4 separate regions of the Mus musculus genome follow, and regions 1, 3 and 4 are each linked to region 2. Evidence: chromatin loops called from intact Hi-C (ENCODE). Cell type or tissue: left cerebral cortex. All regions are shown on one strand. Links, peaks and the distances in the headings refer to the core of each region. The heading gives the core; the rest is flanking DNA. Region 1 overlaps Rab3c (RAB3C, member RAS oncogene family). Region 2 holds the start of Rab3c (RAB3C, member RAS oncogene family). Region 3 overlaps Rab3c (RAB3C, member RAS oncogene family). Region 4 overlaps Gm41058 (a long non-coding RNA gene).

Region 1 (7,580 bases), core at 1,777-6,776, 220 kb before region 2:
TGATGGAAGGAGGGGTAGTATGTATTTGTACATATGTAATGTAGTGGCCAAAGGTTGAAAACATCAGAATTTAAATTATATAGGTCAAGGCTTATAGATGTTCTATTATCTGGTTCCCACTTGCCAAAGTTGATTTTACAACCAAGGTTTCTTGATGACATTAGGGACAGCAACTCTTTTCTCTTCCGGGAGCAACAAGTCTCTCTGGAAATGCTCACTGAATTGTTTGGAATGAAATATAGAATTCCATACCTTTCATTTGGTACAACTGTGTTTCTATGGGAATCTGGAAAATAGGAGGTATGGAATGTTCTGGGACAATGACATTAGGGCTACTGCTGCCCCTCTCTCCACTGACTAGCACATCGTGGTCTTAACTTTGGAATTTTCAACAGAGCATGTATGTGGGCATCTGGCTTCAGTAAATCCTTTTCAACCAGTTCTTCCAAGGAATTTTCAAATGAGTAAACGTGGTTGTTTCCCTTTCTCTCCTACCTGCTCTTGTTTGATAACACACGCATGCCCACATCCTTTTGAAGAAGCCATTCAAAATATCTGAGTGAGGCCTTTTACACTTATTGTAAGCATGCAAGGAAAGAGGCCCAGGTTTCCTGACTTCATTGTTTTGTAGTAGATTGTAAAAATGAGCTTGACAGCCATAGTATTCAATATGGTTGTATTATGGCCCAGGTCATAGAAATAGGATGACATCATATGAATATTATTGCAAAGAAATTCTACTTTATGCCCCTCACTTCTCTCTTTCCCTTTATGTTAATTTCTATGATTCTTGAATTTAGGTGTCATTAAAAATTTAAAAATCACCAGTGTCTTCTTATCTTTGATGAGCCAACACTTGCTCCTCTAGGTGTCAAAGTGGAAACTTACCACTAATTTATAAGTTTGCAACTAAGCACATGAGAAGAAAACATGCACACACTAGCCTGTCAGCAGCCTCGCCCAAGGGAAGGGTGGATCTTTTACACAACTACCAAAAAGGGAAAATGTCTGCCTCACGAAACTGTTCTGTCCTTCAAACTGGTGCCTTCCTAAGATCCTTGCCGCAAAGACTTCTGGAAGGCAGAGAGATTTCTCTTGGCATTTGGCACAGAGGTTAAGAGTTGTTTTTCTATTATTTCTTCTTCTTCTTCTTCTTCTTCTTCTTCTTCTTCTTCTTCTTCTTCTTCTTCTTCTTCTTCTTCTTCTTCTTCTTCTTCTCCTTCTCCTTCTCCTTCTCCTTCTCCTTCTCCTTCTCCTTCTCCTTCTCCTTCTCCTTCTCCTTCTCCTTCTCCTTCTCCTTCTCCTTCTCCTCCTCCTCCTCTTCCTCCTCCTCCTCCTTTTTTTTTAAGCAGGTTTCCCTGTGTAGCCTTTGCTATCCTAGAACTCACTCTGTAGAACATTCTAGCCTGAAACTCAGAGATCTGCCTACCTCTGCCTCCAGAATGCTGGGATCAAGAGTAGGCACCACCACAACCGGGATTTTTGCATATTATTTCTATATGGTCTTCAGAAAACCTAGAAGAGAGGACAGGATATTCAAGGGTCTCACCCCTCTCTTCAACCGCCATGGCTCATCAATTTTCTGGACCGCTCACCTCTATGATCTGTTTATCTTAAGCATGTCTAGAGACTTATGTAACTTTTAGAATTATAAATCCTCTGAAAAATATGGTTATAAAAAATGGTTTTTCCCCCTCAGTCAGGACTCATGGAAAGGTTACCTAATTGCCTCCTAAAGAGGGGGGAAGGCTTAGTTAAAGTGGAGCAGAGAACAGTGGTTGAAATGTTGGCCTACCTTTTATAGGAAGAGGGGCACTAACAAAGTTTCAAGCCAATTTCGAGTTCAGAATTGGTGGGGGTTCCAGAGAGCCATGGTGGTGTTTTGTGGTGTGAGACAAGTCGTTAAGGGATGGAGGTCACTCAGGTCATGGAATGCCACAGCTAGTCACATCCCTTCTGTAGTAGTAATTGCTCTCAAGCACGCAGAGATGAGCAGAATCATGGGCAAGAATCCCGGCAGTCAGGCCTGCAAAGCTCCCTTAGTGTTGATGTGGTTCAAGAAAACTTGCAAGGGCCTGGATTTCATTTTCTTTACTTTTTCTTTATCCCATGATCGAGTTGTATGGTTTGTAGCTACTTTAACTCATTATCTTCCTGCCTCAGCCTCCTGAATGACCCTGTACCCAATCCCTCAATGTTTTTCAAAGTCAACACACCCTTCTGATATTATTAACAAAAGTGCAATATATATATATATATATACATTTCCTACTGGTACACTGCCCAGACCTGTGATGGGGTCTCCAATCAAGAGCAAAAGTCCCACTTTCTTTTTAGACAAAGGCAAAACTAAGTTTCCTGACATCACTCCTTGGTCACAGCACGCACGCGCCCGCGCGCACACACACACACACACACACACACACACACACATGCGCACACACAAAGGGACTCTAGGTTATCATCCATACAAATGAAAAGCATGATATGAATCCGTGGCATGAAAGTTATTTGCAGTAAAATTATAGTCTGTAGTTTCTGCAATAGCTTAATTGAGAAAAAGGTTGCACCCCCCAAAAAGATTATGAAAGACAAATAAATGATAAGTTACATGCAAGTAGCAGGTGTTTATAGATGAATGATCCTTACAAATATAAGAGCAAGTTTGCCACATATTAACACAGGAAATTGCTCACGGTTTGAATGCATATATGGGCCACTGCCATCAAAGACTTCCTTCAAATAATTATTAGGCAGTATAATCGAAGGCTAATAGACCATTTATCAATGCTGCTTCTTGGCTGCTCTGGAGCCCCTTGGAGCTCCTGTGTGGGGGACATTAGCAGCCACAGTTGGGCTGTGGTGGAGGAGGGGTCTCCTTGAGCCTCGTGCTCTGCTTTGCCGCTGTGATGGCTGGGTCGGTCTCCAAGCTCTCTGACATTTTGTCACAAATGATATCTACGAGGCGCTCGAAGGTTTGCTTCACGTTGATGTTATCCTTGGCGCTGGTTTCAAAAAACTCAAACCCTGCAGGAAACACACAGAAACAGGCCCATCATTTCACGTTTCTGAAGTCCAATGGACTCAGTTGCGGTTTTGAATGTCGATGGGGCAAAGGCAGCGGTGGGAGATGGGTGCGATTTCTTAGACCGGAGATGACTGCTGGACAAGAAGCGCTACCCACTGACCAGAGCAGAGAGTTATAAAGAGGGGTTGATGATACTCATTTTATTTGTCTCTACTGATTCATTCATGATGTCTGCAACGGCAGAGAGATTTTCTGAGAGGAAATCAAGAGTTAACAGTAGTAGTATCATTAGGAACCCTCACCAGCCAGTCCTCTCATCCTGACTCCTTGCTCCCGCCTCTGGTGTGCTCATACATCTTTGTTGACTTGGCTGGATTAAGAGCAAAGCATGGGGCGTGTCTGCGACTGCTTTTCCAGGCCCAACTAGATGCTGTGGACTCTGACTTAATCAGTGACTCACCCCCTCGATGACATTATTGCTAGGCAGTGAGGGGTTGGGGCGGGGTTTAGTTGGTGTAAGTCCGTTACTGGAACTTATCCTGTATCCTCGGGTGCTATATTATTCAGGGTTATCCCTTGTTCTGACTCCTGGCCACCTTGGTGTGAATTGTTGTGTTCAGCTTCAAGGCTGACTTTTTGGAGAAAAGTGAGACGCCTTAGACAAAAAACCTGAGGATTTTTTGTCTGGTCGCCGTGTAGTCTTTTAAAGTCTTCTCTAAAACTGACATGACTTCCATTCTTCTCTCATTGCTGTATTATGTCAAAGTTATTAACGTTTTTGAACAAAAGATTTAGAAAAGGTCCTGTGCATATTCTATCAGAAGAGGGACTACGAATTTCCTATTCAATCCTGTTCTTTTTTCCCTGTCCAGTCATGGGACCAAGTAGTATCTAGCAGGACACTAGGTGGCGCTAAAGAATCACAGGAGTTACCGTAGACCTCCTTCAATCTCTGGGTATTTGAACTGAGTGTTAATGCAATAACCCTGCAGTCTTTGTAACGCTGTTTCAGCTTTCTGGTGGGGGCAGATTTCCTTCTCACCAGTACTATTTATGGCAGTAAAGTTTTTGAATAGGAAAGAAAACAATAAATTTTAATTGAGCAGCAAAAATACAAGAAGGTGGGAACCATGGCACAAGGAGGGTGGGCAAACCCCACTTCCAGGATGCGGCTGTCTGGAAGCCATCTCAGAATGCAGCTCTGCACACAATGTTATCATTCCATTGTTCGCATTCCCATTCTACCGGCTGTGCTTGCCTGTCAGTTGCTATGGCAACTGCCCCAATTGGCCAGCCGGAGATTGGTCTGGTCCACCGGGGGGAATGTTGATTTAGGATGTGCTGGGCAGAACACAGAGAGCCTTTTTTAATCCATTCTCAATTTTACACCCTATAAATCCTTCTGGTTACATCTGGCCCTATCTCAGAGGAGACACAAAGATTCAAAATGATTAAATCCAGTGAATGCCTGGCTCCTGGGACCAAAATGAAAAGCACAGTCCACTGCTTCGCATCTATGTCCACATCCCTTTAATAACTAAGAAATACTTGTTTTCTTGAAGGGAATTGAAAGGAAAAAAAATAAATGATTTTCATAAGTTAAAATTTCTAAGTTTTTGACACTACTGTTGATTGGATGATTAAACCCAAGTTACATTTTGACTGCAGCTCTGTTAGGATCCGAGCAACAGCCAGACTCAGGAGACAGATCATTAGCAGATTAAAGTCCTAGGAAACAGTGCAAGGTATTTCAGTCTACCTTTGGCTTCTATTTCTTTTTTTATTGTTTTGTGTCTGCACAGTGATCACGCCGTTCTCTTAGAGTAGAAATTTACCTATAGGCAAGGCCAGGTGGTGTGGACAGTGCTGATTTTTCTAAAGCTGGTGCATTCCCTACAGCTGGATCATTTACGTTCCTGATGGACCCAGGGCAGGGCAGGACAGGCACCCTCTGCTCGATGTCATTGCTTACTCATCAGAGCTCTTTGCTTGCTATTTTCTAGGTGCTAGTGTTTTTGTCCCAGAATTAGTAGGGTTGGGCATCATTCCAGAAGATTCCAAAACCACACCGGAGATGTGAGACCTCTGAATGAAACTTTGGAGGAAAATAATTCTGAAATTTGGGGCAAATCTGGGACAAGTTTCGGTTCTATCATCGTTTCAGCGGGTGCTTCTTTTACATGTGAGCGTCTGGGAAAGGGCAGAACATGAAGCACTGAGCCATTGCTGAAAGATACAGGCTCCCACCCCCCTTTATTAAATGTAACTCCGTTATCTGGTTATGAGGTCACCCTAGGATGATGGTGCGCAAGTTGGGAACAGTAACGTGATCTCTGATCACAGAATCCAAAATGTTCTCAATTTCCATCCCTTTCTGTATGTGATGATTTGTATATGCTCAGACCAGGAAGTGGCACTATTAGAAGGTGTGGCCCTGTTGGAGTAGGTGTGTCACTGTGGGCGTGGGCTAAAAGACCCTCACCCTAGCTGCCTGGAAGTCAGTATTCTGCTAGCAGCCTTCAGATGAAGATGTAGAACTCTCTGCTCCTCCTGCACCATGCCTGCCTGGATGCTGCCATGCTTCCCGCCTTGATGCTAATGTACTGATCCTCTGAACTTGTAAGCCAGCCTCAATCAAATGTTGTCCTTATAAGAGTTGCCTTGGTCATGGTGTCTGTTCACAGTAGTAAAACCCTAAGACACCGTGGGATCCTGGGACTCAGGAGAGAGTGTCTAGGAGCCCTTCACATTATAAGAACACTCTTTCCTCAGCATGGTGAGGAGGCCGTGATATGGTGAGAGTGTGGGGGCTTATTGGCCCAAGTACCTTGGCAGCCCACCGTTAACATGCTAGATTTTAAAAAAATCTTCACTGTTTCTGTATGTTTGTTTGTTTATTTTTTATATATTGTATGTGGTCAGATATGTATGTAATTTGCATGTATGAAACACATATGTGGAGAACAGGATGGTAAGCAAGAGTCTGTTCTTTCCCACCATGTGGGTCTGGGAATTGAACTCAGGGCATGGGGTTTAGCAGCAGGCTCCGTTATGTACTGAGCTACCTTGCTGGTCTGACACACTAGATCTGTCACCATGAGAAAATTATGGCTTCCGCACTCACTTTCATAATTTATGGTGTTTGCTCTGCCTGTCCTATAGCATTATCATGGCTCTCAAGTGGGAAAATGTGGGTGAAGGGGCCAAACAAACTGGGAAGGGCAAGGAGAGCAGCGTCAGTGACCCCACGCTGGCGTTTGTGTAGTCTAGGAGAATATTGAGAGCCCTGGGAACATTTTAACTCACTTTGTCCTTGAGCAAGGGCTATTAATTTGTCTACTTTTCAGATAAGAAAATGAAGGTGGAAAATGGATGAGTGATTTGTTTAAGCCTTCCCATGATTGGCTGGGAAATGGTAGAGACAGAGAGTACCCATTAGCCTTCCCTGCCTTTCTAGGTACCCCGAAGAAGGCAGCTACAGTTTTGTTGCAGTTAATTGATCAGTTCTAGGGTAATGAGTAGTTACTAATTCACACACAATTTCATTAATTTAAATAATTCGAAGGTGACTTACATGGGCTTTAAGAGTGCCAGTGAACCTAACAGTCCAGTTGTTTAACAGCTTAAAAATACACCGTGGGATTACAAAAGCCACATCTCCCTATGAACTAGAGAAGAACAGCTACAAAGCGTTCCGAAAATAAAACTGGTTTTCAGTGACCAGCAGCCTAAATCTATTTATCCTAAAACACAGAGTTCAAAGAGTGGGAGCACAAGGTCAACACTACAGCCTTTAGTATGGTGTCATTGAGTTGTGTAGATCTGGGGGAAATGGGGGTCTATCATGGACTTCTGTCTCCATTTGAATCACAAGGTAAAATTTCTCTGTGAGAAGCCATCCCTGTCCCATCCCTGTGTCCAAGCATGTTTAAAATTGCGGCCTAACTTACAACGACAAATGCAAACACTGGAGTCTTTATTCTTATAGTAACTCCTTGGGCTTTCTGGTTATTACACCCCAGTGTCTTGGTCTTTTTACCTTAGCTACTACCTAATAGGCTTGTTCTCAGAAAACCTTACCTTTACATCCACACACACCATCATCATCAGAAGTCCGGCATCAGTCAAAGAAGCCTGGCAAACAGTCCTACAAAACCCTGGAGATTGTCTCCTGCACACTGCCAAGGATGCTGCTGTTAGTTCATCAGGAGCAAAGAAGCAGACCAAGATGATGTAGCAAGCTGACTGTGGACTCTGACAGGTCCCCCGAGAAGTAGGCTACCGTTTCAGGTCCCCTGAGAAGTAGGCTACTGCTCCTTGCTCTGAACACCTGCCCCTTATGCTGCACGGTCTGTAATTAGTAACTTTAGCATGCATGTGGCTTTATCAGGCAAGTGGTGGACAGGCTTAGTGAAACATGGGTGAGTTCTTAGTCTTTTTTTTTCCTCCCAACTGCTCTCTGGCAGAGGCATCCCTGCTCTGGACTCAGAAGAGTACCTGCCTCAGCCAGCACACCCCTACCTTGGGGTTCTCCAGACCTGACTTAGACAGA
Region 2 (7,580 bases), core at 1,198-6,197:
ATACTACATTTTTATAAAGACTTAGATGAACCAAGCTAATCCTGATTTGTAGCTTCCCCCTGCTTGATATCTTTCACTATACTGGAAGATACTACTCAGGCTACTGGAGAAGGGAAGTCATTATCCATCTCATAAATCTGTGAGTCCTACAAACCACAAAACTGGTCTGGCAAGAAGCATCTATGAATGCAATAATGGTGTGAATGTTATAGATGTAACCAACAGCTTTTTATTATTGACTTTAAGGCTTAGTCCACTGCAGGGAACTAATGACTAGTGCTGTACATCTGGCCAAGAACATGTACTTGGGGAGCTCTAGAAGTAAGTCTACTACTATTTTGCTAAATAAGCATCCTATCAACTCCCTTCTAAACACTTCTTTCTTTACCCATAGACTAATGCAGTTCTCACTCTTCACCTGAGAAGTGACTTCACATTAAATCCAAAAGTTATTGAACTTTAAAAGAGTAAAGATGGAAACCCATCCTTGTGGCACCAAAAGTTATTTGCTGTTTAAGTTAAATCTCTTTGCTTCCTATTTTTGTAAGTATGCTACCTAAGCAACAAGCCAAAAAGAAATAGAGAAGACTGTCTCCCCCACCATCAGCCACAAATCTTGGTGCCTGTAAAAGATAAGGACTAAGAGTTCATTGCACAAATGAGATGAATGGTTGCAGAGGATGAAAATAATGAGACATTCATGAATAATAAAGTACAGGAAGATCACAACCTTTCTATAGACAATGCAACAGTAATACTTAGACCCAAATTACCTATCATTTTTGGTCTATGTCTACATTCTTTTCTCACTTCTGCTTACCTTTAATCCATTCTTTCCACTCTGTCCCATTGCTTCAGCATATACGTTTCTTGAATAATACAAAGGCTCTGCTTCTATCAGATAAACCTAGACCTAAGCTAAATGCTAAATGTAAAAGACAAATGAATTCCACTTTAGTCCCATAAGGGACTAAAGAAATTACAAAGAATATAGACAGCAAAACCTTTAAAACACAATGACCCTTCTCAAACATTTAGTTTAGTTTATACAAGCTTATTCTATAAACATAAAATAGAGAGCCAATATGTTTTTCTTTTTTCCCAACCAAATGACTGAGTAGCATTTATACACAGTGTCCTCATTTTTTACACCACACATTTATCCCTTCAGGAGAAATCAGAATAATAGGAGGAATGATAAGAGATCTTTATAAAGATCTGGAAGAATATGAACTCTTTCATATTAGAGAAGTTGTTTAATCTTCATAAACTCTATTAATCTTCCTTTCTAGTCGGTAATGGTGGATTGTAAAGTTTTACAATTTATTTGTATTTTGGCCCTCATACATAATTCATTTGAGGGTTTATACATGCATATTAGTAGCATCTGGACTCCAAGCACTGACTAGACTGGGTTTTTTTTTTTTTTTTTTTTGGTTGGCTCCTGTATTAAAGTTGTTCTCAAAGTCTTGCCCTCAATCACGAGGCCCACTCTTCTCTGTGTCATTTGGCTCCCAGAAATTATTGATATGCTGAAGGAGAGGACTGAAATGACCACCTCCCATACTAATGTTTCCAACTCATATTTGGCAAGTTCTATCCATGGTTATCTAATTAGAAAGACAATGCAAGCACTGAAGGCTATCGTCACACATCATTGTGGTCGTCACTTCGAGAAACAATATTGCCTTATTTTCTATCAGCTTGGGGGGAAATGTTCTGCAGAAAATATCCAAATATCAAAGATAAATATAATGAGCTGAGCACAAAGGCATCTATATAAGAATGTTGGATGCTTTATAATGGACATTTGTGCATTTTTTTCAAATAATTTTATTTCAGAATTTAAAAATCCCCATAATACTTAGGAAGCTAGCCAATAAACTAAAAGCTCACTCTGTTTCATATTACCAACTGAACTAAACACTCCAAAAAAGGAGAAAAACTCTGAGATAAGGGAAGTATAAAATGAAGCTTGCCTTGTGACTCATCCTTTGTAAATGTAAGTTAAGAAACACTTGGGGCATATGTTTAGAATGATGGTACAGCTTATTGTTTGAAAGGAAAAAAGGAATTTCCAGTATTTCTAATGTTGCATCATTGTGTCTCAACATTACATGGAATATGATTCTAGTTTAGAAAAATGGATCCTAGCAGAGTAACTGCTGCTTAAGAAAACCTAAGTTATATTCATCCTCTGAATTATTACATAATTTAAAAAATATGAAAATGATAGAAGTCACTATAACAATAATCTATTGAAATGAATGTGTGTTCTTGGATAAGTACACTTTTCACAAGTCTGACATAATCACAATAGCTTTGGGGAGGCTATATATTAAATTCCAAAAATATAATTCAGTGAATTAAAATATTCCATAAATAGAAAAGTACCTGTATCTATCAGAAAATTAAGTCCACATTACCTAATTTTTACATTAATTTGCCATTAGAGTTTTCATTGAAATACACCTTTTACAATACCTAGTATATATCTAGTGGGCATACCCACAATGATTTAAGATATGTCCTAAAGCAATAACTCCATATAGTTCTATAACATTTAATTACCTTTCTAAACAGTCTAAGCAACACAGAAAAATAATATCAATATACAATAGCCATTTTGACAGAAAGATTTCAGAGCATCAACTTTAAATTCTAATGTACATTATTATTTTTCATTTTTGAAATAATTGAAAAATCATAAATTTTGGAGTCATAACATATTTTGATGTAAATGTGCACAGTGAAGTATGGAAACACAGTTTTTAAGACAACTGCTAATATATACTTATCATCAAATATTATTAATTCAGCTAGTTGGCTCTTAGCAACACCTCCAGAAAGGGAAATTATCATAAGCTAATAGACCCTGATTGCAACAGTCTTTATTGTCTGTCCACACTCATTTTACACAAGGTCTATAATAAAAAGCTAACTCACAAACAGAAATATCCGATGTCACACAAAGGGCCCACTATTCCTGGGAACGAATCAATTTTTCAATAACTCTTAATGTAATTTGAGGTCTTCCATTATATAATACTCCTGAAAACAATTAAATTCTATAGTGTTTTCATTTAACCGTCCAGTTAGGATTCCTTAATACGTATATAAAAGTCATAAAATAAATTAAAAGTAAATGAAAGCAGATGTATAAAGTCCTTGATTCAGGAGGAAACCATGGGGAATGTTTGAGACTGGATAGTCAAATATTTATGTTGCTGAGTTTACCAACAGAGGTGGATTCTGAAGGGAAGCAACACATTCCAAATGGAGTGCTTTCTAATCTTCTCATCCCATTCATAAAACGCCGCTCTGTTATGCAATGAGCCCATTTAGCTTGGCTAACAAACATAGACTTATGTTTAGCCTTAATCAGTTGTACACAGATAGGAGAAACAAGTCTTTAGCTTGGCTAACAAACATAGACTTATGTTTAGCCTTAATCAATTGTACACAGATAGGAGAAACAAAACTAGTCTTTACTTAAAAGCATAACTTAGGTGACTAGCTCCAAAAGAGGTACTCTTCATTTCTGAAGGAAGTAAACCCGAAGAATGTGATTAAAATGGGGAATCTAGTGGTACAGTGAATGGCCACCTCATCACAGGAATGCTGGGGAAGAGAGGGTCCTCGAAACGTTTCCGGCCAGTTAAGCAGACATAGATCAAGGATGTCATAGCTCTGAGATAACTGTGAATGTGTTTGCTCTTTACCTCTGATACTAGGACCCTAATCTTTTTTGCCCTTTCTTTTCTTTTATCTTTCTTGTTTTTTAGACCACTTTGGGGGATACTGACACTGACATTTCTTTCTTAATGTCCTTAACCAAGCTGAATTCGCTCTACCCAGTCGAGATGGAGAACTCTCAGTAAATTCGTGAGAAAATTCTCCAGTTCACACCGCTATCACTAACCCAGGAAGCCAAGACCATCAAAGACAACAAGAGATGGGCTGTCCTCACTTTGTTAGCTCGTGTTTTCATTTTCCACACTCAACCTCCTAGGGAGCCCAGAAAGAAAATGAACAACCCTATCTATCTTTCATCAAGTCCCCTGAGCTGCTAGAGAGACCCTCTCAGTTTCTCCGAGACCATTCTTTCTTTCTTTGTAGACCCACCTGCATGGGCGCCTCGTGTCTCATTGTAGGCAAATGTCCTTTCTCTCTTGCTAGGACAGCGCTGGTCCGGGAGCCTGGTCAAGCGTGCACAGCCTGCGCGCTCCCCGCAACACTCCGCACGCGTGGGGCTCTGTAGCCCGCTCCAACATCAGCACCGGAGCTGTCCGCTCCTGACTCCGCACAAGCGTTCTGGCCAGGGACCCCGTGAGCTTCTGGGAGTTGTAGTCTAATCTTAAGAGGCAAATGCTCAAATGGGAAAATTGTGAACTACAATTCCCAGAGACCCAGAAAGATTTCCCTCGGGCTAGCCCCTCCAGCTGCACTGGGCGGTGGAAACCTCCCTTCTTTCCAGTTACACCGGTTGTTCTCGCTCTCAGCCTGCCTAACCATTTCTTCAAAGAGCGCTAGCGACAATAACACCAATTCATCCCAAACTAGGACTTTTTCTTCACAGTATCGCTTTTGGAAGCCAGACTGTATCTCTCTGGCTAGAAAACGCAGCACTTTGTTCTAATTTCCAATGCAAATGGGCTTTACCTTATCTCTATCCTGAACCCGGAAAGTTTATACTTACCCAGAGTGGAGTAGTTTTACAGTCTTATTCAACGATCGTGCGGGGAAAACGGCAGTGGGTGGCACACACATAAGAAAAGCGGTTCATCCGCAAGACTGAATTGAGAAGATCGGCACGCACGCAAACGCGAACACACACACACACACACACACACACACACACACACACATATCCACAAAAGCTAGATTTCTGACTGAGCCCGCCAGGCACTCCTTTCTGTTTACCTTTCCATACAGCTCCATTGCAGCCGGAGGTTCTGATAGCCTCAAGTAAGTCTCCCCACTACAAAGGAGATGAAGGTCTTATGCAGGCGAAAGAGCACAATGGAAAGGCTTGGAGGAGTGGTTTGCGAGACCGAAATGAGGGATGGAAGGGACAGCGGGTTTAGATGGAGGGCTTTCTTTCAGAGGGAAACCCAGAAGTCTTCTAGTGACAGCTGCAAAGAAAAGGCTGCTAGTCTCCTAAGAAGTGCCAGGGGCGCCCGTGCCAAGCGGCCCCTCCCCTAGCCCTCCCAGCACACACACTACCTGAGTGCTGCAGAGCTGATAGGGCACTGGGTTATTTACCAAAAGCAAGTCACACAAAATGAACACATTCATCACCAGAGCCCTGGAGCACCTTCACGGAATGAGATGGGAGATCTAGATTAAGTTAGCCGGTCAGTCCTTTCTTAAACGCGCGTGCAGCTATTCCTTTTATATTGCAATTACTCTCCTCCTGGAACGTTTCATACCATGACCTTCACGTCTCTAAACTGGACATTTATGTGCTTTTGTCAACTTCTAATGTGTGAGAGGACTTTTGTCGTCCGTCGCTGAGACAAGTCCTCTCCCCTCCAGAATGCAAGCTATCTGTGACCCCCCCCCCACCTTTTCAAGATGTCAGATTTATGACATGAGAGGCAGAGTCAAAGTTGAAACCCTCATGATATTCACAGACAGTCATACAAAGGTTAATTCGAGTCATCTTTGAACTTCATCTCCTTAGATAGATCAGCAGAAAGGATGTTCTGGGACTTAAATGGGCTAGAAACATGTCTTGGGAATTATCCTTCATATTCCCAGGCCCCATGCCAGATATTCTGTTGGCAAAAGGTCTGGGGAATCTATCTACAAACACCTTCCCCAGCAGTTCTTATGCAAGTAATTCTTTTGCTATAACTCAAACGTTGCTTATAAAGGATTTATACCAAATACATTTTCCAAAGATACAAACCTCAGAATTTCCCTCTAAAATCTCTGTATATGCAACAATGGTGCAGTATATATCTGATATAGCAACACACACACACACACACACACACACACACACACATACATACACACACACTGGTCTTTTTTTTCTTTTTTTCTCTCTCAAAAATCTGTCTTCTAATCTTTGATTAATGAGAATGTCATGTGGTATCACTTAGGTGAATTTTTTATTTTCATAACAACTTAAAAGAACATTTTGAAACCATCACCTCTTAGGTGAGTTATGTGATGAGTCCAGAAAATTAACTTACAAACTGAAGACAGGGCCAGTGCGACGGATCAGTGCAAAGGTGTCTGTTGCCAAGTCTGATGACCTGAGTTCAGTCCTTGAGACCCACATAGTGGATGGCGAGACCCACATAGTGGATGGCGACAACTGACTCCAACAAATCATTCTGGGACTTCCACGTGTGTTTTGAGGCAAACTCTTGACTTCACATACACAAACCTAAAATAAATAAGTAAATAATAAGTAAATAAATAAATCTCATATAATGAAAAAAAATACATTATTGTCTTAGTTTCTGTTCTGCTGCTGTGAAGAAACACTATGCCAATGTCAGTTTTAGAAAAGAGAATATTTAACTGCTGGCTCGCTTACAGTTTTATAGGGTTAATCCATGAGCATCAGACCAGGCAGCAGACAGATACGGTGTTGGAAAAGTAGCAGAGAGCTTTACATTCTCATCTGCAGGTGTCTGGGGGACAAGTCTGGCCATGGCTTCCTCCAATAAAACCATACCCACTTCAACAAGGCCACACCTAATCCTTTCAATCCTTCTCAAACAGTTCCACTAGCAGGGAACCCATCATTCAAACATAGGAGCCCATGGCAGTCATTTTCATTCAAACCATCAGAGTTAATAACAAAATAAATGGCAATAATAAATGTTTCCTGATAACAGCTAACTTCCAGAAGAACTTCTAAAAACTTATTAAGATATATATAAAGCAGTATATTTTTCTAACATATATTTATTGTATAAATATACACACTTGTGTGCATGCACCATGATTTGGTTTTTAAGATCAGAGCTTGCTAACCTTGCCAGGTAGTGGTGACATACACTTTTAACACCAGCACTTGGGAGGCAGAGTCAGGCTGATGTCTGTAAGTTCAAGGCCAGGCTGGTATACAGAGAAAGTTCCCGGACAGCCAGAGCTACACACACAGAGAAACCCTATCTCAAAAAACAAAAACAAACAAACAACAGAAAACCATCTGAATATCTCTCTGAAGTCAGAGCCCTTTGATTTTGCTTGAAATCAAGATGCTATCTATCAGTCTGGGAACCAAATGGCAGACGACTCTCCACCGATTATGTTTACTGTCTGGTCAAAAGTACAATAAAACTTGAAGAGCAATGCACAGTTCTTTCATAAACACTGCAATGCTTATATTATGGCATCTATGCTGTCAATCTTATGGCACCTGTTGCAAGGTAAGGTTGGAAATATGTATACTCTAGGCACAGTGGTGTCCTGCAGAAGGTCAGGACGTTTGTTAAATGGGGAAAGTGGGAAAACGATCATTGATGGAACAAGCTGGGGGCATCAGGATGACTGTAATCGTAAACATTCTGCTTCCTCTCTTCTGCATTTGTACCAAAATGTGAGTGTGTAATATA
Region 3 (7,580 bases), core at 1,451-6,450, 200 kb before region 2:
TCTTAACATTGCATTAAGCTTTTAATGATAAAGGAGACAATTCCCACCCTTGCCTGTTAAGGGGCTGGTAACATGAACATCAATAACTGTTCTTTGTACAGCATTTTCAATTTGCCAATAGCATTTATGTGCATTATCAATTAGCAGGTTATGTTTGCCGGGAGAGAGGCCTAGGAAACAGAGCAGCTATTGAAGTACATTTTCAAGTAGCAGTGCCCAAATGAATGAGGTTTCATTGTGACATCCACAGACGGGTGATCTTTGTGGAGCACCATGTAAAGATTGCTGTGCTATGCTATTCACATTGGTTTCCATTGCTTTGGATCCAGACAGTACTGTGAAGTAGCACCTTTAAAATATTCACTTTCTAGTAGAGCGGTGTAGACATGTTGCACATGTAGAAAACCATGGCAAAGATTAGAGTCTGTTTCCACAGCCCCAGGCACTTTCCTCCAGAACATTCCTAATGACTTTTATGTCTTCTGGCAGGTTTAGGCCCAAAGACAATGGAATAATCTCTGTTGGCCTCATAAAAACAGTGGTGGAGACTCTTAGCTAGCCTGAGCAACATGCTTTAATGCTCAGGAATTCTGATTTGCATATGTTTATTTTACAAAGGGATGGCTTTCATAAAGACATTTTTGGTGCAACTGGATTTGATATTTTAACCAAATTTACCATAATTGCAGTTTCTAAAAGTCAGAAAATTCCCCAGAAAATCTGACTCTAGCTCCATTCGCAGGCAGTTCATTCTGTCCAGAGCAGACACAGAGAGCTGCACAAAGCATTATTTAAATGCATTTATTTTTCATGGTGATAAATTCTGAAGAATTCAGTTAATTCATATGTTCTCTTGATGGTTTATATTTAGACTTTTTTTTTTTGTCTTTGTTCTCCTAGAACAGAGGAGATGGAGATGAAAATTTGCCATCTTTAGAATTCTTCCTTTAAACAAACAACTGCTTCCTTGTCAGAGGCTGCCAATCCAGGTGATTGGAAACTAATTACAGTTAAGGGCAGAAGAGAAAGTCAGGATAGGGTGTGTGATCTAGCCGGAGCAGGGACGTTTCCATGAATGGCTTTCACAGACGAAATACCACGGTTTCTATGTACATGGGGGATGAAGCATATGCCAGCATCAAACAGAGCTTCGTGCTAGGACTTGGGTTTCAGAGACTAGAGAAAGTCCCCTGTTGAGAACAAAGTTAGGAAGCGCCACAAAGTACGCAGGGTTAACATTCTGCAGAAAGCAACTCTCCCCACATAACATTCACAAATGACTTCTGGTGAGACTGGGACCCTTTCACAGATCCATAAAGGAATAAGGGTGTCTCTCAAATTCCCAACATGGAGGGCATTCTCTCTCTCTCTCTCTCTCTCTCTCTCTCTCTCTCTCTCTCTCTCTCTCCCTGTGATCTAATAAGCCACAAGTTTCCAAGGTGAGACCATCAGAGGATGATGGCGCTGAACTTCCTGAAGGGGAAGGAAAAGGAATAAACACAGCCTCAGACTCCTGCAGTGCAGAATAGCGGAGACCGGGTCTGGATGAAACTACATGGACGGACGCACAGCTTTGTCTGTGCGATTGAGAGGATGAGTGAGCCTGTCCTGCTCAACAGCGTTCCCTTAATGTCATGAGCCTGTCACTAGAGGCAACCACTAGAATAAGAAATAAGTGAGAAGCCATCATCGGGATGGTTTGGCTGACAATTTGTTTACTTTAAACGTTTAGAAAAAATGGTGCTTCTTCTAAATGTCAGAACAGTATTCAGTAAATTACATGAGAGATCCAAGATTAATATAGAATAGGATTTATGTTGGATGCAGACTGATTTAACTGGAATGAACATGTCAAAGAAAGAGGCATGCTGTTTGTAGGCTAAGCATATTGAATGCATTGGTAGCCTCCGATGTTTTCAAATTACTGATAGGTTTACTGGGACATAATAATACCACGTTTAAGTCAACTACATCTGCAGTTACAAATGTGGGGCATTTACATTTCTTGGAGGCAAATAATAATAAGCATTTTTAATTAGAAATCAGTCCCCCGTGAGTTTAGTTGGTGGGATTTATTATCTACCACTGTCAGTTATGATAATTTTACCTTGAGAAAAGGAAAAATCACACCAACCAGGGTGCAAAGCTAATAAACAGATCTGGACCCCTGCCAGGTGTCTTAGCCCATCCTGGATTTGAGCCCTTTTGAGTTCCAAAACCAAACACACCAAACTGATTTAGAAGAGTCGAGGCTTGTTTGTTTTCCTTTCTTTTCTTTTTCAGTGCTGGTAATTAAAATGAGACAGTTTACATTTCTTATATTCAGCTTTAAAATTTTAGTAACATTGTTCTTAACACTTTTGTGTTGTGAGAAAAAGAAACTGGAAGTCAGTAGTTTATACAGACCTTTCTCACCTCGAACTGGATTCATTCATTCATTCATTCATACTTTAAATGCTGCACGGGTTAGATCTGGGTGTAGCATTGAGAAAGGCACAGCAGGCAGATTACTCTGAGATAAGGAGCCAAGGTGGGTTCTGCGTGAGAGTAGGAAATCAAGAGGATGGGGACATTTGTGAGATGGGCTAAGCAGGATGAAAGACTGGAATCTCTCTAGCAAAAATATAGTTTTCTACTCTGTGGCTCTTGGAGGGGATGGGGGCTTCCTAGGCGGCCGAATGTTGTGGAGATTTGAAGTAGTAAGATTTTTTTTTTTTCTTCCAAGAAAGGGCTTCACAGGTTAGCTCTGTTGAGTAAACCAATGATGATTAGAACAGGGCTTTGCCAAGGTCTTGAAAAGTCTTTCCATGGGTAGTCTAAGAGTTTGAGACCTGACATATAAGAGCAAATTGGGTATGCCACTTATGATCCTACAGGGTGTGGTATCACCAGCCAAGCCTCCATATTGCCTCTCATTCAAAGTGAGCTACTTTGAGCGTGAACTGAGTGCTATCGATGCTTACTGGGAGATGAATGAGCACCAGCTGGACCATCCTGAGCAATGTGGGATGCATGGAATGTACAGCCTCTCCGTTCATCAAGAGTATTTTCTGCCAGGCGTGGTGGCACACGCCTTTAATCCCAGCACTCGGGAGAAATACGCAGAGGCAGGCGAATTTCTGAGTTCGAGGCCAGCCTGGTCTACAAAGTGAGTTCCAGGACAGCCAGGGGTATACAGAGAAACCCTGTCTTGAAAAAAAAAAAGAGTATTTTCTGAGGATTAAATTCCAGCTGCCAATAAGGAAGACAGAGAGTTACGAGACATAGATGAGGCTAATAACAGGGCAAACTCAAAGGACTAGGAAAAGGTGGATGCAGGAGCTGTCCCTTTTTCATACATGGTTGTAAGCCTATCTAAGTATATCCAACACATTAGAGTATCCTTGATCTGTTTTCTACCTCCTGGGAAACCTTAGCCAGAAAGAATGTGAGCCAGCGGAAATAATGGTAGGGTGTCTGCACTTTTCCACAGACGGCTCCGTGCAGCCAGGTACTCAGAACATTTAAATAGCATTGCTGCGACTCCTTGCCAAATCCAGAAGTTGGCAATCCCTGTTCTTTCCTAAACACCGGCAATTAAGATTTAGATAAATCTTTAAAAACTGCTGAAGAGCAGTCAGTGCGAATGTGGAGCAGGTGGTTGGAGTTTTAAAAATAGGCACGGGGCGATGCTGTAGCCTCATTACAGTTGCTGACGACTCAACCTGCTTTAGTGTGCAATTGTTTTGCAGGCCCAAGGAGAAAATAATTAAAAAAAAAACTGAAGGAAAAAAAATTATCCTTCATTAAACTGGCGTGCCCGGAGGCAGTGGTATGGCCTGAGCTTGAAAAAGGACGGAAGGGGAGCATGTCTGTCACAGGCTGCTTGTGCTTCTTTGGAGTTGGTGCTGAGATTATTAAATGGTCCTTGGTGTGCAGAACTTAACACTGTAATGAGAAGCTGATGCTTATGGCACTGGATTAGTTGTGTGTGTGTGTGTGTGTGTGTGTGTGTGTGTGTGTACAACAGCAGCATCTTTTACTTTAGAAAGAGTTAATGTGTGCACAGAGAGGCTTGGTGGCTCGTTCTTAAGATTCATCTTTCGTTTTTATATACACTTCTTATGTCATACAGGAATAGACTTAATGGAGCCAACTTTTTAGAATTGAAGTGAATTTCATAGAAAAGAACTAGGTCGGTGGCTACTTGCAACACATAGAATCCTCATCTGGCTAAAGGGCCTCCAAGGATCCAGCATCCTGAAACTCTCAAGTCAAAGCCATGAAACCTTCAGATGCCACCTGACTGTTATCTTGGAGGGAGTCCGCCATCAGGGATGCATGCATTTCTCCAGCTGCTGTAGCTTTAGAGATGCGTTTGTGTATTCAGTCAACAAGGGATGGTATCTCACAGCTGTTGCCAACTTGACAGAAATGTAGGTGTGCTTGAGAAGAGAGAATCTCGTTGGAACAATTCCTTCCATCAGACTGGCCTCTGTGTGTGGCTGTGGGCCATTTTCTTGATTGCTAATTGACCTAGGAAGGCCCAGCCTACCATGGCTAGTACTACTCTAGGGAGGTTGGCCTGGATTGTATGCAAAAGGTATCTGAGCAAGCCAGAAGAAGCAAGGCCGAAAGTTAGCCAATATGGTCTCTGCTTCAGTTCCTGCCTTCGGTTCCTGCCTCTGCTTTCCTTGATGGCTGACTGTAACTGCTATGCCAAGTCAACTCTTCCTTAAGTTACTTTCGGTCATGGTGTTTATCACAGCAATAGAAAGCAAACTAGAATATGCTCCATTTCAGAGATCCTGATTTTTCTGATGTGATACACGTACACACACACACACACACACACACACACACATCTATATCTATCATCGATCGAGAGCTGGCCTGATTTTTTTTTAATGTCCCCTGAGTAATGCTGTTGTCCTGATTTATGCCCTGGCCATGTTCCCGTGCTATGCTCCACTCCTGATGGATTCCATGCTTCCTGTCCATTACCTCCAATCTACTGTTTAACCAGTGGTGTCAGCAGATTACCTACTATTATATAACCCAGCTTTTAGAAGATTCAACACTATCCTAATACATGAAGACTACTTTTATAATTTATATAGTGTACTGCTGGAACAACATATTTAAGATCTGAAAAACTGATGTTGAGATACGGGTAAGTATGTATAATAATTTTCCCTATACGCTGCCTGACATTAAAAACACCCTACTTTTAGGAATGCTACCTTTTTACTTAGTCCAAAATGAAATCCACTCTTGCCACCCTGTTCTTTCAACTCCAGCACTGGTTCGTGAGAACCAGTAGAGCCAATTCCAGTGTCTTCAGTGGTAAATGGCCTCTCATTGATATGTCATCTTTTCACGGGTTTGCCTCTTTAGCACACAGGTTCTTCTTCATAAAGGTGCCACCACCTCCTTGCCTATGCATGAAAATTCTATTTTCTGTCTTCAAGCCTGCAGCAAACACTCTCAACGTGGCCTTCCTCCATGCCCCTGGATGGGCATGTTCTTAATATCCTGACCTCCTCTAACACTTGTCTTTAATTCTGTTGGAGACCTATAGACTGGCTTATAAAAGTCATTGTGTACTGGAGTGGGGGCTATTCCAAAACCTGTGGCTAGTTCTTGGGATATGTTCTTCTATCTGGGATGCCTTGTCTGGCCTCAGTGTGAGAGGATGCTCCTAGCTCTGCATAGACTTGATGTGCCAGGGTGGGGGGATATCCAGGGGTCCTCCCACCATGCAGAGGAGAAAGGGAGGAGGGATGGGGTGTGGGGGCAAGGATTGTGGGAGGGAGTGACTGGTAGGAGGCAGTGAGCAGGATGTAAACTGAATAAATAAAAAAATGAAGTGATTGTGTCCCTTTGGAGTCTAGAATTTTCTAGTGACGAGTGCTTGACAATACTGAATGGAAAACTTAAAGGTTGAATAAATGAATGAATGAATGAATGAATGAATAAATGAAAATAATTCTGTGTCATGTTCCCAAATTTTATTTCGAAGCATCACTCTCCCATGTCCATCAAGAATATATAGTGTGACTCTAATGGCTGTTTAGTAAGAACACTTGCCTACTGGTTTTAGTTTGATGGGTTTTAATCAAGGTTCAGTGGATTTCTCTGCATCCTTACTGGATTAATAAATAACATCTCAGCCCACACTCTCTTTCTTTGGATCTCCCCAAGTCTCCTTGAAACTGTCTGTACCAGTTTGATGGATATATTTTGAAGGAGAAAATTTGAGCACGAGTAAGATTGTATTTAGGAGGATTCTTTCTTAGTAACAACGAAACCATTCCTGGCTTCTTTCCCAGGATTATGGGATCACTGGAAGATCACAGGACCCGGGAGAAGAGTTTAAGTAGGCTTACTAGCCACGCACACCTGAATTCCCTCCTGGATTTTAAGATGAAAGTAAATTCAGTAAAAATCTATTCCATAATTCGAGGTTATTTTAAGGTTATTGTGTATGGAGCAGAACTTAGCCCTGGGGATAGATGGCTATGATAACTTTCCCTGGTGGGAGTTCCTTAGGGTTAGCCTAGGGATCCCCAAAGCTCAGAGATCCCACAAGTAGACAACTTCACATACAGCTCCCTCCATTCTCTTTCCTACCTTGGCTAGCAATGGCAGCCTAGGTTTTCAGGGAAATATATGAGGATGCTAAAGTCAAAATCAGTACCATTGGGGGTCATTCCAGCTCAGCTCCCACCAGAGTCAAGGTTACCGAAGTCCAGAGGGAGACTTTCCCATCTGGATGTCAGTGATACTTCACATCCTTCAGTTCTCTTGTCTTCAAGGACACTCAAACCCCATGGCCAGTGTGACCAACTCTTGTCTTTGATGGTAGAGAAACAGTCCACAGAGGCAAATCCCATTCGTTAGCTCTCTCTCTCTATCTATCTATCTATCTATATATATATATATATATATATATATATATATATTTCTCTATATCTCCAGGAAAACAATGACATTCTGCTTGTCCTACCTCACACATCCAGAAATGCCGCTGTGTGAAAGAATACCCCATCCTACGGCTTTACCTTCTCCTCTTTTAAAAAATGAATGGACGGTCTACTCAAACCATGAGTTATCAAATGAGTATATGTGACTTAGAATTCACAGATATAAAAAGTGACATTCTGCCAGAGTCTGTTTCTAATAGAGAAAACCTAACTATGTAAATTAAAAGTGCAAAGCATTTCCTATGTTGTTCTAGGCTATGCTCTAATAGATTAAATGTTAAAATGTTGAATAGTGTCAGACACAGAGTCATGTTCAGCTTGAGCAGTAGTTCACTCTCTTCAGACACTCTGCTCATGTCTCGTGTGAGGCTATGCCAGTGCCTGGCAAATACAGAAGTGGATGCTCACAGTCATCTATTGGTTGGAACACAGGGACCCTAATGGAGGAGGTAGATAAAGTATCCAAGGAGCTGAAGGGGTCTGCAACCCTATAGAAGGAACAACAATATGAACTAATCAGTACCCCCAGAGCTTGTGTCTCTAGCTGCATATGTAGCAGAAGATGGCCTAGTTGGCCATCATTGGGAAGAGAGGCCCTTTGTTCTTGTAAACTTT
Region 4 (7,580 bases), core at 907-5,906, 89 kb after region 2:
CTTTAGTAGAGGTTGCCCACCAGAATACTAAAGGCTTTCAGGCAAGGGCTTGCTCTACACACCACCCCATCTTTTGTCGAAGCAACCATTGCAGCCTCTTTCAAGTTTTCCTCCTATCTTGTTATCTCTCTGTATTGCATCCCCAAAACTAAATGAGCAGCATTTCTTAAGTATTAGTCAGACCACGTCACCTACGATTAAGACGCTCTTGGTAGTCTTAGAATTAATCTACTTTCCCCCGTGTGCCACTCTTTTATGGATTAGAAGGCCTTCCATGATAAGCCTCTGTCTCCTGCCACTGTATTGTCCCCATATCTCTTCCCTACCTGCTATGCTTTGCTCCCCAAACATCTCCAGCTCTTTCCTCCCAGAGACTCAGCATGACCTGTTTTCTTTCCCATAATGTCTTCCAGGTCACCCTTTACATCTCCCTTGCCATTTGGCCTTTCTCTTCAGTACTCATCCCCGGGTACAGAAGACCTCAGTATGAAGTACCCACCCCTCTCTGTGTCTCTGTAGGTCTGTCTGTCTCTCTTTCTGTGTCTACCTCTCTTTCTGCCTCATGTGCACATATGTATGCATGTGTGTATGTATGTCATATGTCATGCAGCCACATAATTTCCCCTAACTCAGTCACCACCCTGAGTACACGCTGATAACAAAACTTTCCTGCATCACACATGTATAGTCAATGCATGCCACCCCTTTGCATGCAGACACTTGCCTGCCAGCCTCTTTTGATTTTCTAGCACCATGGTGCACTTCCTGGTCCTTTGGCATTTGTGTTTGCACCTTTAGCCCCTTGTGAACTTAGTGCTAACGTCATGAGAACTGTCTTTACCCTGTCCACTAGTCTCCCTTTTCAGAGTTCTCGTTACTTTATATGGAAGAGGTTCAATAAAGGACAGTTTAAAGCAATGAAAAATATAAAGACTATTTTAGGAGAGTAAACCTTGAGTTAAAATTATTTATTTTGGGGTGGGGTATTAAAGATGTGTATAAATTGATATATGACATATTTGCACAAATACAGATATTTATATACACATAGATAAAGAGAAAGTCTAGGTAACAATTTGTAAAAAAAAAAATAGATGTATCAACACCTCAGGTAAAGAAACTAATGATCATTTTAGTGGTTTGAATGAAAATGCCCCCCCCACAGACTCATAGGGATTGGCAGTATTGGAGTAGGTATGACCTTGTTGGATTAGGCCTGGCCTTGTTGAAGGAAGTGTGTCCCAGAGGGTGGGTGTTTGAGGTTTCCAAAGCTCAAGCCAGGCCCAGTGGCTCACTGTCTCTTCTTTCTGCCTATGGATGCAGATTTGGAACTCTCAGGTTCTTCTCCAACACCCTGTCTGCCTGCATTGAGCCATGCTTCCTCCATGATGATAATGGACCAAAACTCTGAACCTATAAGCTAGCCCCAATTAAATGTTTTCCTTTATAAGGGTTGTGTGGTCATGGTGTCTCTTCACAGCAATATAAAACCTAAGACAATTAGCATTGCACCAGAAACCCCAATTTTATCCTACCCCATGGTATTTACCATCCTTCTTTCTAGAATAGGCAGCATCTAGAGTCTTTAGCTATCATTTTGTGTTCTATGAAATACAGCTTTATAATTAAGCATGGCCTGTAAGTAAGCCTGGAGAAACTAGAGAGCAAGTGTAGGCTTTGTTAGTGTGGGCATGGCAAGAGCCTTACCCAAGATGCAGCTTTTAGCAAAACCAAACCAAAAACGAACAACCAAAGAAGCCGCAGATGGGGCGTGGCTGCAGGCTGGAGCAGCTGATAGAGAGCTTACACTTCTCTCCAGCAGGTGCCAGTGCTAGCAGGAACTTCTAGAAAGTTCCATAAGAAACACAAATCCTCAGGTAGTTGTCTGAGCACCCATGTGGTCTGTGTTTGCTTTGGATCTTCAGCTTCTATGAGTGGCTTTTAGAGAAGCCATGTTCAGAGTGGAGGGGCCTTCAGCTGACCCAGACAGCACAACACTAACACAAAACAATGTAAATAAATGTCTGTATCACACTCGCTGGGGCAAAATTAGCCCGAATGGAGTCTGTTGTTCTCAACTAAACTGTGGCTGACACTCCGTGCTTTTACTCATTGGTGTTTTAGGTTTTGTTGTTGGTGGTGTTGTTGTTATTGTTGTTGGTGTTGTTTTGTTTTACCCTGTGCCCATGAGCTGTCTTAGGATATACATAAACTCCATGTATGCTCTTATTTCAACAGAAAGAACCAACACTGAAAGTGGCTTCATCGGGAGGGATCTATGTGACTAAGGATAGCACAGATTTAATATCATTGGTAATCTTTTTATTTCTCATACTGCTTAGTGGGCACACAAGTGCTTTCTGTGACCGCCTTTGTGTATATCATTCTTTGGTCACAATACAATTGTGGTGTGGTTTGGAGCCAAAGGCAGAAAAAATGCCTCTGTACACAGTCTCTCCTCTTCCTGTCGCCCCTGCTCCACCTGGGAGGTGCCTGAAGCTGTACATTCAGATATTTACAGTTGGCAGAACAGCAGGAAGGCTGCCTCACTGCCCCACATCAGACCACTGGCCTGAGTAAAGCCAAGCCTTCAGCAAGCCTCTAGAGCTGCAGCTGCTGCTGCTATAGTGCTCTGGTGGGCAGGGCAAAGTTAGCTTAGCCACAGAGAGGCTGAGGAGCAAGAAGAGTGGCACCACACACACAGCACCACCAGTGTGCATGGGTTTCCAAGGGGCAGCATGGAGCTTTGACTGAAAGAAGAACAAGCGCAGGGTACGAGTACATGGTGGCTATTCGAAAAGTGCTGGGATGGAGAGGGAGAGGGAGGGAAGGAGGGAAGGAGGGAGGGAGACAGAGAGCAACAAGAAATGAGAAATTAGAGAGATATGAGAATTGAGAAGTGTGTGTGTGTGTGTGTGTGTGTGTGAGAGAGAGAGAGAGAGAGAGAGAGAGCAGAGAGAGACTAAAGAGAGAAACCAGAGCCAGAGAGAGAGGGAGAGAGAGAAGAGATCAGAGGGAGAGACCAGAGAGAGATACAAGAGACTAGAGAGAAAAACCAGAAGAGACAAGAAATGAGAGGGAGGGGGAGGGGGAGATGGAGAGGGAGGGGGAGGGAGAGAGAGTTATTGTTTTCTATTTGTCTCCCAATTATGTTGGGGTCATTAGGAACAACCAAAATAGAATTGCAGTCAATAAGTTGTTAAGAAACACCAACACTTTCCTACTGATAACACCCTCTTATCAACACCCTACCCCGTGATGAAATTCCCTCTTGGTGCAAACTCTAGCTTGGCCTCTCTTAGTCTTTCTCTGCAGATATCACTGTTGGCCTAGAAAGACTTAAGACACTAACACGTTCCTAACAAGTCATGACCACATCTGTAGCTTGAGCTAGCCTCTCCTAATGTGCCTTTCTGCTGAAACTCAAAGCTGCAAAAAGAAGTTCTACTGTCCCAGCCAACACCTAAGACAGGACTTAGCACAGGAGCCTAAGTTTCAATGGTCCCAGTAGCAAACCTGGGTGAGTCTCACGTAGACCAACATTCCTTGCTGCCTTTTGTAATGTTGTTATTTCCCTGACTGTATTAAAACTATGTTCACCTCTTCCTGGTTGCTTGTTCTCCATTTCAAAGGTCCAGGCAGCTCTGTGCAAATCATGTTTGAATTCACTTCACACTGGATTATACTCTTGATTGAAATAATTTCTTACTGATAGAACTGTTGTTATCATTTCCCAAGTCTCTGGCTTTGCTTATCTTTAACACCTATATTACATGTGGCAGAAAATCTATTCTAGAAAGTGCTTGTGTGCTTTGAAAAGGACCTAACGGCAGACAGAGAATGCTGCCCTCTGCTGGATGAAAAGGACCTAACGGCAGACAGTTAGAGAATGCTGCCCTCTGCTGGATGAAAAGGACCTAACGGCAGACAGTTAGAGAATGCTGCCCTCTGCTGGATGAAAAGGACCTAACGGCAGACAGTTAGAGAATGCTGCCCTCTGCTGGATGAAAACTATGGCTTGGCCTTAGGTGCTTTTGCGTGTGACCACTTGTCACACCACCTTTATAGTGACTATGACTTGTGTGCAATGGATCTTCACAAGCCATGGGACCCTGGATGGGCACCACTTGATCGATGTTGTGTAAATGACAATTTTAGCTGTTTTACTTGACGGTGGACAGACTGCCTCAAAATATTAGTACCCTAAGGACTTTTAGTAAGCCACCTTGGACTGGTAAAATGGCCCCACAGTTACCCCACTTAGATACAGAAAACACTGCATTTCTTATAGCATCAAGAGAGATTGACCATAGCATCCTTTATTCACACCATTTTTTGATCTCTTTACCTTTTGATTCATTACTTGGGGAGTGGGGAATGTTCTTTATTCCTTAATCACTAGGGGAAATTTTAAAAGTACGATGGCCTTTGCGGAGGGCATCATTTAGTGATAAAATTATACTTGAAACCTCATAAGCCAGGATTAAAGCACATGCTTTTCATCCCAGCACCAGAGAATGAGAAGCAGGAGAAGCTGTGAGCTCAAGGCCAGCCTGGACTGCATAGAGGTACCTTGTCTCAAAACAACAAAAGCAAAACAGCCATAACTCATAAGAATATTGGGACGGGCAAGCATTCTAAAGCAGTGGACTCTTCTGTTTGGAAGTCTTTTGGTGTATTCACCAAGCAGCCACTCCTAGCCTCTGCTCTCCACCAACCTCACTCCTGGCACTATGCAGTGTTCACAGATCCTCACCCACAGGGAGACTGCCTACCTACTCCTCTCCAATCTCCTTTGCATCAGAAATCCAGAGATCAGCAGAATTGCCTTCCTCATCCTGAAGGTGAATCCCTTCCCCTCTCTGTACTACATTTGTCTTCACAGGATTCCCAGTCTGACATCTGGAACTGATCTTTTCACAGTCAACAGCACCATAGGCTCTGTGACAGTCTCCATGGGCTCCATGACAGTGCTCCATGGGCTCCATGGACTCCATGACAATGCTCCATGGCTCCATGACAGTGTTCCATGGGCTCCCTGACAGTGCTCCATGGGTTCCCTGACAGTGCTCCATGGGCTCCCTGACAGTGCTCCATGGGCCCGACAGTGTTCCATGGGCTCCATGACAGTGCTCCATGGGCCCCAAACAGTGTTCCATGGACTCCATGACCATGCTCCATGGACTCCATGACAGTGGTCCATGGGCCCCATGACAGTGTTCCATGGGCTCCATGACAGTGCTCCATGGGCTCCATGACAGTGTTCCATGGGCTCCATGACAGTGCTCCATGGGCTCCCTGACAGTGCTCCATGGGCCCCAGACAGTGCTCCATGGGCTCCATGACAGTGCTCCATGGGCTCCAGACAATGCTCCATGCGCTCCATGACAGTGCTCCATGGATTCTGCTGGAGAGGATACTAGCTGGCATTCTATTTCTTCATCATCCTTGCATACTTTATTCAAGAATTTATACCACTAACTGACTCTGTGTGCATTACCATCACGTGTGGCAGATCTTGCTCTCTGTTGATATTATCATTTTGCCTCCTGGAGGATTTTCTAGCTACTCTTTTGCTTCTAGCTCTGCTCCACCACCACCCCAGCTTTTTCTCACCCTTCCTGACTTCAAACTCTCAGGATTTCACTTTTTAGATTTACAGTCTTCCTATTTAAATAATATTTAAAATTATGCACTACTTTCATGGTGCTCTGGATATTTGTCATAAGATTAAAGGAGTTTCCGAGATAATACAGGTAATTATAGCAGAAATCTACAAAATATTCTACCCAGACATCAAAGAATATACAATTCTACTAAAAAAAAAACACACTGGAGCTTCTGGAAAACAGATTACATACTGACACACAAAGCAGATCATAGCAAATTGATGTGTGCAGTATCTATCTTCAAAAGGAACATTCCCAAACTTCTCTGAAGCCAGTATTACTCTAATAGCCAAGCCAGGCGAACATACAACAACAAAAAAAGAACTTACCTTCTGACTTCCCTGGTGGATATAGATGCAAGATTCCTCATCAAAACACTTAAAAACTGAATATTGGAACATATGGGAAAACTGAATATTGGTCAACCACCATGGTCAAGTTGGCTTGATGCCAGACATTCAACATAAGTCAATACATGTAACAAATCATGCAAATCCCACTCATCTCAATAGGTGTAGAAAAGACTGCTGACAAAATCTCACACCCTTAATGATAAAAGTTCTAGGAAAAAAATAGGACTGGGGCAACACAGCTCAGAATAATAAAGGCTGCCTGACAAAATCATAACCAACATCATCTTAAATAAACAATTAGAAATTAAAATATAGACCCATTAAAATAAAGAACGAGACAGGGATCTTCACCATACCCAACCAATTTTAATAAAGTCCTTGAAGCAGCAATTCAAGCACCAAAAGCAGAGGATGGAGTTAGAACAAAAGGGAGACGAAGTCAAACCATTCTATCTGCAGATGATATTGTACATAAGAGATCCCAAAATTTCCTCCAAAAATCCTTCAGAAGAGATGGACTATTTCAGCAAAATGACAAGCTACAAAATTAACTTACAAAGACCTAGTGACCTTTCTGTATACCAACAAGCAACAGGCTGAGACAGACATTATGATAACTGTATTGGCTGGATTTGTGTGTCAATTTGACACAAGCTAGAGTCATCAGAGAAAAAGGAGCCTCAGTAGAGGAAAAAAAAATGCATTCATGAGATCCAGCAGTAAGGCATTTTCTCAGTTAGTGATTGTCTTACTTAGGGTTTTACTGCTGTGCACAGATACCATGACCAAGGCAACTCTTATAAGGACAACATTTAATTGGGTCTGGCTTACGGGTTCAGAGTTTCAGTTCATTATAGAATTGGGAACATGGTAGTGTCTAGGTGGGCATGATGCAAGCAGAGCCAAGAGTTCTACATCTTCATCTGAAGGCTGCTAGCAGAATGCTCACTTCCAGGCAGCTAGGACTAGGGTAGTAAAGCCCACACCCACATTGGCACACCTAACAAGGCCACACCTCCTAATGGTGCCACTCCCTGGACCAAGCATGTACACACCATCACATTCCACTCCCTGGTCCCCATAGACTTGTTCAAACATATGAGTCTATGGGAGCTATACCTAAACATAGCATAATGCCAAATACATTTAGTTCAACTTCCAAAGTTCTAGTCTATAGCAATCTCAACAATGTTAAAAGTCCAAAGTTCAAAGTCTCCTCTGAGAGCCATCTAATCTCTTAACTGTAATGCCCAAATCAAAATAGGAAACCAGCTGGACAAACTCCAAACTCTGCATCTCCATGTCTGATGTCAAAGTGATCTTCAGATTTCCATCTCCTTTTTCATCTTTGTTGACTGCAACAAACTTCTTTCTCCTGGACTGTTTCTACTTCCTGTTAGCAGCTTTCCTCAGCAGATGGCTCTGGTATCTAGAACATCATAGGGTCTCCAAGGCAATTTCAATGTTATAGCTTATTGTTTCAATGTCTGAGATCCACACAGGATCTTCTGGGCTCCTCCAAAGGGCTTTGCATCACTTCTCCAGTTCTGCCCTCTGT

The links. Hi-C counts contacts between places; a loop is a spot of excess contacts. Peaks named below come from ENCODE experiments on the same cell type or tissue, not always from the same donor. Only the 100,000 strongest peaks of a DNase experiment are listed, where the experiment ranks them.
Region 1: a loop joins it to region 2, with 4 times the contacts of the local background. A loop is called at or near these places in 4 of 42 quality-filtered maps.
Region 3: a loop joins it to region 2, with 2.0 times the contacts of the local background. A loop is called at or near these places in 4 of 42 quality-filtered maps.
Region 4: a loop joins it to region 2, with 3 times the contacts of the local background. A loop is called at or near these places in 3 of 42 quality-filtered maps.

What each region holds. Positions count from the first base shown.
Region 1 is chr13:110,058,976-110,066,555 of GRCm38, forward strand. It overlaps Rab3c (RAB3C, member RAS oncogene family), which reads right to left. Exons shown (of 5, transcript NM_023852.5): 5 at 1-3,027. The coding sequence ends at 2,840. Among named protein-coding and RNA genes, the nearest start is that of Gm32881, 56 kb to the left of the region's middle. In left cerebral cortex, for the core only: a CTCF peak has its summit at 3,923 (motif pointing right); DNase peaks (open chromatin) are centred at 3,577, 3,951 and 5,002.
Region 2 is chr13:110,275,870-110,283,449 of GRCm38, forward strand. It overlaps Rab3c (RAB3C, member RAS oncogene family), which reads right to left and starts at 4,337. Exons shown (of 5, transcript NM_023852.5): 1 at 4,126-4,337. The coding sequence starts at 4,149. In left cerebral cortex, for the core only: no CTCF peak of the experiment used is centred there; DNase peaks (open chromatin) are centred at 3,366, 4,365 and 5,144; H3K4me3 peaks cover 2,839 bases; H3K27ac peaks cover 945 bases.
Region 3 is chr13:110,072,215-110,079,794 of GRCm38, forward strand. All of the region lies in intron 4 of Rab3c (RAB3C, member RAS oncogene family), which reads right to left. Among named protein-coding and RNA genes, the nearest start is that of Gm32881, 70 kb to the left of the region's middle. In left cerebral cortex, for the core only: no CTCF peak of the experiment used is centred there; a DNase peak (open chromatin) is centred at 3,588.
Region 4 is chr13:110,364,883-110,372,462 of GRCm38, forward strand. The region is part of intron 1 of Gm41058 (a long non-coding RNA gene); the gene reads left to right. Among named protein-coding and RNA genes, the nearest start is that of Gm41058, 10 kb to the left of the region's middle. In left cerebral cortex, for the core only: a CTCF peak has its summit at 4,003 (motif pointing left); a DNase peak (open chromatin) is centred at 3,919.